Linked DNA regions of Homo sapiens: all the other regions are linked to region 3. A link is an interaction called in ENCODE POLR2A ChIA-PET data of the cell type or tissue named here. Cell type or tissue: OCI-LY7. All regions are shown on one strand. Region 1 overlaps LINC02901 (long intergenic non-protein coding RNA 2901). Region 2 overlaps TAGAP-AS1 (TAGAP antisense RNA 1). Region 3 overlaps EZR (ezrin).

Region 1 (4,000 bases), 73 kb after region 3:
TTCCTTTGCAAGAGTGAGGGCTCAAGTTAAGGCAATGAGTTCGGCTTGCTGAGAGATAGTGGAGGGGCAGAGCGGTAGCCTCAACGATAGATGTGGAAGATACTATAGCATAGCCTGCCTTTGCTGGTGAGTGGCAATTAGGCCTGGTGGAACTGCCATTAATAAACCAAATGTGATCAGGGTGAGGAACAGGAAAGAAGGAAATATGGGGAAATGGGGTGAATGTCAGGTGGATCAGAGAGATATAGTCATGGGGGTCAGGTGTGGTATCAGGAATAACATGGGAGGCCGGATTGAAGTCTGGGCTAGGAACAATGGTAACTGTGGGAGACTCGACAAAGAGTGAGTACAGCTGAAGGAGCCGGGGAGCAGAAAGTATACGTGTCAGGTGTGAGGAAGAAAATAGATTTTGGAAGTTATGAGAACTGTAGAGAGTGAGTTGAGCATAGTTTGTGATTTTGAGGGCCTCTAAAAGTATTAGGGTGGCGGCGGCCGCTGCACGGAGACATGATGGCCAGCCTAAAACAATAAGATCAAGTTGTTTGGGCAAAAAGGCTACAGGGCGGGTCCCGGCTCTTGTGTAAGAATTCTGGCCACACAGCCCTGTACTTTGGCTGTGTGTAATGAAAGGGTTGGGATGAGTTAGGGAGAGCTAGTGCGGGAGCAGCTTTTAGGGCTGTTTTTTAAGGAATGGAAAGGGGAGTGGGGAAAGGATTTAGGATTTATGGGGTCAGCCAGGTTTATCTAGAACAGAAGGTGTTGTGGAGGGAGGTACTGAGGATAGGAGAGTATATGGGTTTGGCACCATGGGGTGGATAGGCAAGGCAATTTCATTGATAAGGCGCAGATCCTGAACTAACCTGTAAGACTTGTCTGGTTTTTGAACAGGTAAAATGGGAGAATTGTAAAGAGAGCTTATAGGTTGTAGAAGCCCATGCTGTAGCAGGCGAGTGATAACAGGTTTAATCCCCTTAAAGCCTGCTGTGGGATGGGATACTGGCATTGAGTGGGGTAAGGGTGATTAGGTTTTAATGGGATAGTAATGGGCGTGTGATCAGTTGCCAGGGAGGGAGTGGAGGTATCCCATACTTGTGGGTTAAGGTTGGGGGATACGAGAGGAAGACATGAAGGAGGCTTTGGGTTGGGAAGAAGGGTGGCAATGAGATGTGGCTGTAGTCCAGGAATAATCAGGGAAGCAGATAATTTGGTTAAAATGTCTTGGCCTAATAAGGGAACTGGGCAGGTGGGGATAACTGAAAAAAGAGTGCATAAAAGAATGTTGTCCAAGTTGGCACCAGAGTGGGGGAATTTTAAGAGGTTTTGAAGCTTCGCCGGCAATACCCACAACAGTTATGGGGGCAAGGGAAACAGGCCCTTGAAAAGAAGATAATGTGGAGTGGGTAGCCCCCATATTGATTAAACAGGGGACGGACGTACTCTCTTCTGTAAGTGTTACCGAGGCTTGGCGTCTGGGATGGTCCAGGGGGCTTCTGAGGCGATTGGGCAGCGTCAGTCTTCAGCTGCTAAGCCGAGGAGATCTGGGAAGGAGTCGGCCAAGGAACATTGGGTTTGGGCTCCAGGGGCTTTAGGAGTGGCAGTGATGTGAGTCGGACAGTCCGACCTCCAGTGGGGGCCCGCACAGACAGGGCATGGCTTAGGAGGAATCCCAGGCTGTGGGCATTCTGAGGCCCAGTGGCCAGGCTTTTGGCATTTGAAGCAAGGTCCACGAGGATGTTTTGAAGAACCCCTGGGAGCTGTGGCTTGGATGTCCTGAAGTTCTTGTATGCTGGAGACGTGGTTGTGGGTTGTCTTCCAGAGGAGTCAAGTAGCTGTAACTCAGAAATGTGTTGCTGTCTGGCTACCTCCTCTCTATTATTGTGCACCTTGAAGGCGAGGTTGATTAATTCCTGTTGTGGGATTTGAGGGCCGGGTTCCAATTTTTGAAGCTTTTTTCTCATGTCAGGAGCTGACTGGGTGATAAAACGTATATTGAGAATAAGGCGGCCTTCTGGCCCCTGTGGGTCTAGGGCGGTAAAGCGTCTAAGGGTAGCTGCCAAGCGGGCCATGACCTGGGCTGGGTTTTCGTCTTTACCTCGGGTAGTTTCCTTAAGTTCGTCATAATTACCAGCTTTGTAAGCTGCCTTTTTAAGCCCTTCAACTAGGCAGGAAACCATGTAATCTTGCCCAGCTGTACCTGGGGAATCTGCCTGATAGTTCCACTGGGGATCCTCTCGGGGAACTGCTCTAATGCCTTCCAGGAGGTCTGGCTCATGAAGCCGGCGGTTATCAGCACGAGACTGGGCTAGAGAAAAACTTTCCCGTTCATCTGGGGAGGGGTAGAAATTAGGATGACACTTCAGTCACTCCAGGTTAACTTGTAGGACAGAGTTAGATATCGGAATTCCTGTGCACATTTAGTGGGGTCTGATGAGAAAGAGCCTAAACGCTGGCTGATTTGGGAAAGGTCCGATAGAGAAAAAGGCATATGTACCCTGACTATGCCTTCAGCTCCAGCCACGTCTCTAAGAGGAAATTGTTGGGCAGGTGGGGGAGAGCTGGTCACAGAACGAAACCGTAAACTAGACCGGGTGTGGGGAGGGAGGTAATAGAAGGGTTATAGGGTGGGGGAGCAGAGGCTGAAGAAGAGTTGGAGGCTGATTAGCCTGGCGGGGAGCGAGCTGAGGAGGAGCAGTCTGGGGAGGAGGTGAGGGGTCAGATGGCTCAGTAGAAAAGAAAGATTCACAAGACTCAGTGATGCTTGGGGTTGAGACTTAAGGGATAGGCGGGAGGGAAAGAAGGAGGATTTGGGACTAGTCGCACTGGAAACAGACACTAGAGAGGGAACGAAGCGTGAGAAATGCCTGGATGTAAGGCACCTCAGATCATTTGCCCATTTTTCGACAAAAATTAGGTCTCGGATGGAGAAATCAAAAGTGCCATTTTCTGGCCATTTAGAACCATTATCGAGTTTGTATTGGGGCCAAGCGGTATTGCAGAAGAAAATAGGACGCTTAGATTTTAGGTCAGGTGAGAGTTGAAGAGGTTTTAAGTTCTTGAAAACACAGGCTAAGGGAGAAGAAGGAGGAATGGAGGGTGGAAGGTTGCCCATAGTGAAGGAGGCAAGTTTAAAGAGAAGTGTAGAGGCCGGGCGCGGTGGCTCACACCTGTAGTCCCAGCACTTTGGGAGGCTGAGGCAGGCGGATCCTGAGGTCAGGAGATTGAGACCATCCTGGCTAACACAGTGAAACCCCATCTCTACTAAAAATACAAAATAAAAATTAGTCAGGCATGGTGGTGGGTGCCTGTAGTCCCAGCTACTCGGGAGGCTGAGGCAGGAGAATGGCGTGAACCCGGGAGGCGGAGCTTGCAGTGAGCTGAGATGGAGCCACTGCACTCCAGCCTGGGCCACAGAGTGAGACTGCGTCTCAAAAAAAAAAAAAAAAGAGAGAGAAGGGTGGGAAGGGTAGAGACACGGAGAAGCGGGGTGGGGAGCAGCCCTGGGCTGCAATGTGGGTGAGCAGCCAAAGCAGGCATCCCTTCAGTTGACTTGCCACCAAGGGAATGTGGGTGAATGACCAAGGCAGGCATCCCTGCAGTGATCAGACACCAGTGGAATGTGGGTGAATAATCAGGCAGGCGTCCCCACAATGATTAAACACCAAGGGAAGGCTGTCTTCCCAAGTCCGTGACTGGCACCAGAGTTTTCGGTCCACCGATAAAATGTGTCTCCTTTGTCTCTACTAGAGGAGAAAAAGAACTGGAATTGGAAGGACAGGGGGATTGAAGCGTAGTGAGAGAGGCTGGAGAAGAGAGTGAAAAGACCGCTTACCCAATTTGAAATTGGTGAGATGTTCCTTGGGCTGGTTGGTCTGAGGACCTGAGGTCATAGGTGGATCTCTTCACGGAGTGAAGGTGAGGACAAGGGACTGGTCTCCTGAAGGAGTCCCTCTGACCCAGGTCTTTGGCACCAAATGTCTCACGCATTCGTGTGAAGAGACCA
Region 2 (4,000 bases), 210 kb after region 3:
GGTTTTAATTTGAAGCCAGGGGTTTCTTTGCCTTTATCTCTGATCAAAGATAAGCTTCACTTATTTTGCTGAACTTATTCTGTGGTTTAAAAAATATTTCCTGTTTTAAAATATAACAGATCTGTTACAGAAAGAACATAAACTAAGTATCCAGCCTAGAATATTTGTCCCCTTTCCCCTATGCTGGGATGGAGAAAAAGAAAAGAGCATGTCTTCAGAATACAGTAGCCTTATGTTAAAATGTCAGCTCCATCTTTCATTAGCTGTGTGACCTTGGGCAAGTTACTTAGTCTTCTCATCTATTAAATCATGCGTATTAATATTCATCTTGTGAAGTTGTGAAAATTACATGATAAATTAAAAACAAGAAAACAATCAAAAAACCTTTTCCCATCTAGTTATAGTAAGTACCTGGCACAAAAAGGAACTAAGCAAACACTTAAAATATGAGAAAGATAAGGCCTTAAGCCTGCTCCTGAGGAGTGTGGAATCTGGAATATGGCAGAAAAGAAGGATCAAAGGGGAAGGGTTAAATTATGGAGCATTTGAAGTTGGTGCATTTCGAAGGAAGTGGTGGAAAGAAGTTGAGTGATTCTAGTTTGGAGAAAGTTTTATATAAAGCTGAGGAGTAAGTGATAAATTACATGTAGGGGACCACTGTTATATTTTCTTGGTTGAATTAAAGAGTAGAAGTTCATTTATTTCTTTATTCTTTTATTAATTCAACAAACATGTAGTGAAATGTTTAACATGTGCCAGGAAGTTTTTTTAGTTCTGGAGAATACAAAGAGAAAGGAGACCCATTTCTCACCCTTAAGGAAGTTATAGTCTACTGGGAGGAGAGAAACAGGAAAAAATGGTAGATATTAAAATGTGGGGTACAAAAGAGAAAGGGAGGGAGGTGGGGTCTGTGAGTTCTTTAGGTGTCAGAGGTAATTCTTGAGCTGAGGTGTCTGCATGGCTGCGAAGGTCCGGTGGCAGGGTGTGTGGACTGTGTAGACATTGTAGGTAGGGAACTGGAATGAACGAAGTCCCAGGTGTACATCAGCTTTGCATGTGTGTGGGAGCTGCTCCAGAGTAACAGCATGTGGGGTCAGTGATGGAGGGCTGGCTTGCATGCATCAGCACAAGCCCGTGAGGGGCCACGTCAGGGAATAATGACAGTGGCTGTGGCAGTGACTCCAAGAACAAATAGATGTAACCTAGGGCAGGGGTCCCTGATGCCTGGGCCACGAACCGGGTACTGGGTACTACTGCTCTAGGGGAAGGTCTGAAAGACCAGGTGAAAGGGTGGGATTTGAAAATTTTGGGAAACATGATGAAGGTGGGGTTTGGAATGTGAGGCTTCCAACTGTATATACTGCTCAAATTGCATGAGGAGGTGGCGCATGCCTGTAATCCTAGCACTTTGGGCCCAGGAGTTCAAGACCAGCCTAGGCAACATGGCGAAACCCTGTCTGTATAAAAAATACAATAAAAGTAGCCGGGCCTGGTAGTGGACTCCTGTAGTCCCAGCTACTCAGCAGGCTGAGATTGGAGAATTACCTGAGCCCAGGAGGTTGAGGCTGCAGTAGGTGCCAGATTGAGACTGTTTAAAAAAAATTGCGTGGGGAAGACAGCTGAGACAAGGATATTAAATAAGAAGACATTTTATAAGCCTGGCCATTTGAAGATATAGGCTTAGACCAGTAGATTGTAATTTAAATTTTACTTTTTTATTTTCCAACTCTTTAATCTCTAGGAATAACTGGAAATTTTAAGAAGTTACTATCTCTGCTATGGGGATGGATAGTCAGACAGCAATGTTCACAAATTACTCTTGAAACTTGATGCAAACAACCTGTTTAAAAACTGATGTAACGAGAGGAATTTCATGGATGCAAATGAACACCTGTGAAAATTCTTCGGCAAGAACTGTTTCATTTAGCAACACCAGGTTAGCAGTTTGAGAGAGGATCTTTTTTGGGTCTACATGCCCAAATTTACAGACTGTTTTGCTACTTGAATCTGCCATAATGTTTGTTGAATAAATAATCTCTATCTTTGAGGGAGCTGTTGAATTTTTTTACAATCAAAATCCTGAAAGGAATACATTTAGATTGTATGCATCTCAATGTGCTCCGAGGCCTGTGGATGTTTGCTGTTCTTTTTAAAGAATTTAGGCATCTTAACTCTTGGCATATAAAATTATTCTTAGGAACGATATGGATATAATTCAAGTGTAATACCACCTATACATTTGCCAGAAATCACAGATATATATGTGTGTGTGTGTGTGTGTGTGTGTGTGTATATATATATATATATATATATATATATATATACTTTTTCTCATTTCTAGTAACAATGAAAATCCTGTAACTTTTTGCTACAGATGAAAATAACTGGGATCATGAATGAAATGACCAGATGGTTGCCCCATCACCTAACAGTGAGGTGCCCCCGCTTGAAATGTTGCCCCCGCTTGAAATGTTTCTGGTTTCTTTTTTTTTTTTTTTTTCGAGACAGAGTCTCGCTTTGTCACCCAGGCTAGAGTGCAGTGGCGCGATCTCGGCTCACTGCAAGCTCCACCTCCTGGGTTCACGCCATTTTCCTGGCTCAGCCTCCCTAGTAGCTGGGACTATAGGCGCCCGCCACCACGCCTGGCTAATTTTTTTGTATTTTTAGTAGAGACGGGGTTTCACCGTGTTAGCCAGGATAGTCTCGATCTCCTGACCTCGTGATCCACCTGCCTTGGCCTCCCAAAGTGCTGGGATTAAAGGCGTGAGCCACCGCGCCTGGCCAACATGTTTCTGGTTTCTTAAGACTTTAGTATATTGTTCTTAACATTTATTTGGGATGTATTTGCATTTTTGGAAGCTGACCAGTTTCTACACATATCTAAATGCCTCCTTACATTTGACAGTACATTTAACATGCTAAAGTACTTTTCTTAGATATGATCAATTTTATCCTTGAAATAAGCCTATTGGGAGCCATGGACACCAGCTCATTGTGGTGAGGACGCTGAACTCAATGGTGCAGATACAGTGGTGAAGGAGACACACACCCTGTGGTATGGTGGAGTAGACTCCTAACAGACCAACCCTGCCACAAATATAGCAACTATAAACTGGACAAACTACCAAAAGTAACTACTTAAGAGACCTGGGAAGTGAGCAAATGCAGGCAGAGGGGAGTTGAATCTTGGAGGAGAGTGTGAGTTTCCTGTTTTTCAGCCTTGTCCAAAAGATGGGCCCTGGTCACAAAGTGTCTGGGGGTGGCTAAAACTCCCATAGAAAGACTGCCATGTTTCTGGTCTAGGGAACCAGGGGCTGGAGCCTGGGGCAATCATGGCCACGAGAGTGAGGGAGAAATCCCAGAGAGGACAGAGCCAGAGAAGGGGGCACCCAAATGCTGTATCTGAACTCTGCCCAAGTCTCTAGCTGACCCGTGAACCACATGCACACAAACCAGATTCAAAGCCACTTGCAGCTAAGGTTTGGAGTACTGAATTGAGATTTGAATGGCCACTCACCATGAGAGACATGGAGTTTACAGCCTTCAGTGTAACCAAGTCAATTGCTTGTTAAAACAAAGTATCAACAGCCTTGGAATGAATACAACAGAATTTAGAGTCTTGACTTATGAAACATCCACCATGTCCAAAACTACTCAAAATATGAAGGACCAGGAAAATGTGATGTATTGGCAACAAAGAAGTTAATAAAAAGAGGTCAATTTCAGATGACCGAAATGTTGAAACTATTAGTCAAGGAATTTAAAGCAGCTATTGTGCTCAATAGAGTGAAAAAAATGCTCCTAATAAATGAGAAGATAGGAACTTTTAGGAAAGAAATGGAAAATATATAAAGAAAATATACAAAAAGGGGAAATTTTAGAACTGACAAATACAATACATGAAAAAAAAATTGCTGGATGGGCTCTAATAGCATAATGGAGATAGAGAGGAAAGAACCAGTGAATTTGAAGATAGAGCAATAGAAATTGTCCCATCTAA
Region 3 (4,000 bases):
CCCAGTTACCCAGGAGGCTGAGGTGGGAAGATCACTTGAGCCAAGGGTGGGGGCCGGGGCACTGAGGCTGCAGTGAGCTGTGACTGTGCCACTGCACTCCAGCCTGGGTGACAGAGTGAGACCCTGTTTCCAAAAAAAAAAAATTCACATTATTTCATTAACAAAAGAGGCCAGTGTGGAAGGAATAAAAGAGGAACAAGGAATGGGATCTCTTACTTCCCTACCATTTATAGGGAAGGTCTAGCCTCTTTTTTTCTCTTTGAAAACAAAGAGCCAAAATGTGAGAGACCACTGGGCACTGCCAAATGAAGCTGTTACTGGACTCCCTGCAGAGAGAAACTCAAGTCAGAAGAATATTATGTTGAATGGCCTGCCCAAGTATAGGTAAGCAGTAAATTAGCTATGAAATTCTTGTTTTTATGGCTCTTTTTCACAGAGTCATCCTAGCCCCTATTCGAGTCCCAAATACCAATAACAGCACTCCTGGCATTTCAGCCGGACTGTAAGGCGGCTGGGCATCAAGTGACTGCTTTCACCCAAATGGGTGCTCTGAAATCACACTGGGCTTGATTGGGGTGCAGGAGAAAGGAATATATAATAACTGCCCTTTTCCTATTGAATCAGCAGTACCATCTGGAGAGCTTATTTAAAACATAAGCACCCAGCCTGCACCTCACCCTAGAGATGGAAGTCATTAGTTCTTCAAGGGACCCAGGAATCAACAGTCTCCAGACAATTGTGTACACAAAATTTTGAGAACACTGCACTAAATTAACCCTTCCTCTTAACTTTAGGTATGTACGGTGTGTACATATACTAGGGAAAACAAAAAGCTACTGAATTATTTGGATTTAAAAATAACGTAGTTTAAGGAGTCTGGTCCTTTAATATTTTGGGGGGCAGTGGATGTAGTAATGAAAGAAGGCAAGGACTTTTTTCATCAACGATTGTCACAAACTTATTAACATGTAACAACAAATCCAGACTCCCCACCTTCCCCCACACCTGGTCCTTCTCCAGGATTACTTACCTCAGCGATGGCACCACCACACATCCACTTGCGCAAGCCAGAAACGAGAAGTCAGCCTCGACACCACCCTTGGCCCTGCATATCCAACCCATCACCAGGCACTATCAATTCTACCTCCCAAAGAACTCTCAAATGCATCCACTTCTGTTCCCACCACCACCACCTTGGTCCAAGCTATGAGCTCCCTCAATGGTCTACCATAACTACCCTTGCTGTCTCCTGCCTCCTGTGATTTTCCTATTACAGATCACAGTCAACTTTTCAAAAGGCAAATCTGATCATGTCACCTCCCAGTCAAAACCCCAAGTTAAACTAAAAAACACCCAAGAATGGCTTACAAGGCATGGCCTGACCTGTCTTCCTCTCTAGCCACATTGGGCTTCATGTGAAACCCCAAACTCACACTACTTCCTCCCACCACAGGGCCTTTGCACACGTTGTTACCTCTGCCCAGGGAGGTCACGTCCTCAAGGATGCCTTCCTGACCTCCCCTATTTGCACCCCCACCAGCACATACACACTTCATCTACTCTCAGGCCTCATGTACCCCTCTTCAGGCATACTCTCTGAAGCTGCAGTTTTACATTTACTCTGGGATTGCTGTCTGTCCCCGAAACCAGACTGTAAATCCACTGACAGGGACTGTGTCTGTGAACATCCAAATACATTCATTGTGCCTTACAGCGTGATCATGGCAAATCACTCATCCTACCAGCACCTCTCACTGCCACATGGCAAAATGTTAGCTACCTAATTCACCACTGCCCCTCGTGGAGGAGGAGGGGTGGAAACAGATGCTACGCATCCTCCTCAATTGCGAGGGGATTGTGAGGGGGGAGTACATTCAGTAAACTGTCCCTGTTAAAATATTTAATAGAAAAGGTTATGTATTCCCAAAGAGGCAAGGTAATCTCAGAAATTACCTTAAAATTTTGGCACAGTAGAAATGTGAACACACTTTCAGAGTTTTCCTAATGAAAGGTAAACCTGCTTTTGTATTAGAAATGTCTATAACACTTCAGAAATGAACAGGTAAGATGTGTTGGAGCCACTTAAAGGCAGTTCAGCTCTATGGTTCTCATGACAGCTTAAAGAGATCTCAGCCCTGAACACAATCCCCTTTTCCTTCCAGAGCTTAACTACAGCAGTGTTCCTTGCTCACTCCCCATGCCTTCTTTCCACTGGGCAGAAGAAAGCAAGTGTGGGAGAAAGGCGCTCCGCAGTCACCCTAACATGAAGGGGCGGGCAGAGAGGATGCTTCCGGGACCAATGATCTGAGCACCAACTCCTACAACTCTCCCTAGATGGGGCAGACCCACAAGGCCACACAGCACACCATGTCCTGGGGACTGGCCTGAACAGAGGCCAAGGCTCCCTCTGGAACCCCAAATCACCCTCCTTGGACGTCAGCCAGTCACACATGAATAGAGTCCCTAAGCAGCTGTGGGAAAAGCAAAACCAGACAACAAACCACAGCTGTTCCTCCCTGTGGAGTGCTGCCGCGTGCGCCCCCCAGCCCTCAAGCAAGATTCAGCTGAAGTGTTACTTCTCAATACAGTCTGCCAATTTCCCCATCAGATGATTTTCCTTTCCCCATCAGATTTTCCTCTCGACGTTACCTAGGCTCTTTCCCAGTCTGACAGCACTTAGCGGGTTTTCAATTTCAGCATTTACCCCGCATCTTGGCCCAGGTACCAGACACTAAGCTTCCAGAGAACAAGGTCTGCCTCGCCCTCTGTGCAGGTCACTCCGCTTGCTGATGAATAAAGTCTTTTTTTTTTTTTTTTTGAGACAGAGTCTCACTCTGTCGCCAGGCTGGAGTGCAGTGGTGCAATCTCAGCTCACTGCAACCTTCACCTCCCAGGTTCAAGCGATTCTCCTGCCTCAGCCTCCCAAGTAGCTGGGACTACAGGCATCCATACCACGCCCGGCTAATTTTTGTATTTTTAGTAGAGATGGGGTTTCACCATGTTGACCAGGATAGTCTTGATCTCTTGACCTTGTGATCCGCCCACCTCGGCCTCCCAAAGTGCTGGGATTACTGCCATGAGCCACTGTGTACCGCCTCAGTCTTTTAAGTAACTGTTGCTTTTGGGAAACAGTATTAGGAGAAAACACAGGAAATGAGTATTTTCAGTTATACTGTTTTATGAATAAAGTCATCCACTCACTCAGTTCAGGCAAATCAATCAAAAATACTTTGCCCGTTGAATTCAAGGGTTAACAGTTGCAATGAATCAGGTGGAAGGCCAACTACTCAGAGGTATCCATCCTTTAAGTGTGTTTGCCCCTTAATCCAGTTGTTAAACATTAAGCCCAAGAAAACCACCTAACATTCTTCGCTAACATTCTTAACTTAGGCTTGAATAATTAGAATCAATAAACCTTTGTTTAAAGGACACATCCACAGAGCTGTTGGTGGATGTTTCATTTTAACATTTACTAAGGCAGCAAAAAAACCCCAAACCAAACCAAAACTAACTGGATCCTCTCTAACAGCCTTAAGAAATGTCATATTCAAATATGTGCAACCTACGATGCTCTTCTCAGTGATTTGTGGGATGGCTCTAATATAATTTACACACAGAAAGGCTTAGTGTGTTTAACTTATCTCTAAGACCCTCCTCTGCCAAAGAGGGGGCAGGGAGAAATTTCCCATGGCAGACAGGTATGGCTGACCTAAAAGGAAGCCTCTCAAAAAAGGGGTTTTGTTTGTTTTCAGACAACATCTCACTCTGCTGCCCAGGCTGGAATGCAGTGGCTTGATCTTAGTTCACTGCAGCCTTGACCTCCAGGGCTCATCAAGCAATCCTCCCACTTCAGCCTCAGTCAGAGCGCCAGCCACCACACCCAGATAATTTTTCTATTTTTTGTAGAAACAGAGTCTATGTTGGCCAGGCAAGTCTCGAACTCCTGGGCTCATGTGATCTGCCTGCCTCAGCCTCCCAAAGTGCTGGGATTACAGGCTCG

Evidence for each region. ChIA-PET counts read pairs that join two places held together with the same protein. Peaks named below come from ENCODE experiments on the same cell type or tissue, not always from the same donor. Only the 100,000 strongest peaks of a DNase experiment are listed, where the experiment ranks them.
Region 1: POLR2A ChIA-PET joins it to region 3 with 5 read pairs; 21 of 35 experiments call an interaction of 5 or more read pairs at or near these places.
Region 2: POLR2A ChIA-PET joins it to region 3 with 6 read pairs; 8 of 35 experiments call an interaction of 5 or more read pairs at or near these places.

Annotation. Positions count from the first base shown.
Region 1 is chr6:158,884,780-158,888,779 of GRCh38, forward strand. All of the region lies in intron 1 of LINC02901 (long intergenic non-protein coding RNA 2901), which reads left to right. Among named protein-coding and RNA genes, the nearest start is that of LINC02901, 17 kb to the left of the region's middle. RefSeq lists a silencer at 2,024-2,224. In OCI-LY7, no CTCF peak of the experiment used is centred here; no DNase peak of the experiment used is centred here.
Region 2 is chr6:159,018,344-159,022,343 of GRCh38, forward strand. All of the region lies in intron 1 of TAGAP-AS1 (TAGAP antisense RNA 1), which reads left to right. Among named protein-coding and RNA genes, the nearest start is that of RSPH3, 20 kb to the left of the region's middle. In OCI-LY7, no CTCF peak of the experiment used is centred here; DNase peaks (open chromatin) are centred at 1,146 and 1,888; H3K4me3 peaks cover 1,514 bases; H3K27ac peaks cover 3,588 bases.
Region 3 is chr6:158,811,745-158,815,744 of GRCh38, forward strand. All of the region lies in intron 2 of EZR (ezrin), which reads right to left. Among named protein-coding and RNA genes, the nearest start is that of EZR-AS1, 4.2 kb to the right of the region's middle. RefSeq lists an enhancer at 1,474-1,523. In OCI-LY7, CTCF peaks have their summits at 1,778 and 2,536; DNase peaks (open chromatin) are centred at 1,070, 1,422, 1,777 and 2,417; H3K4me3 peaks cover 4,000 bases; H3K27ac peaks cover 4,000 bases.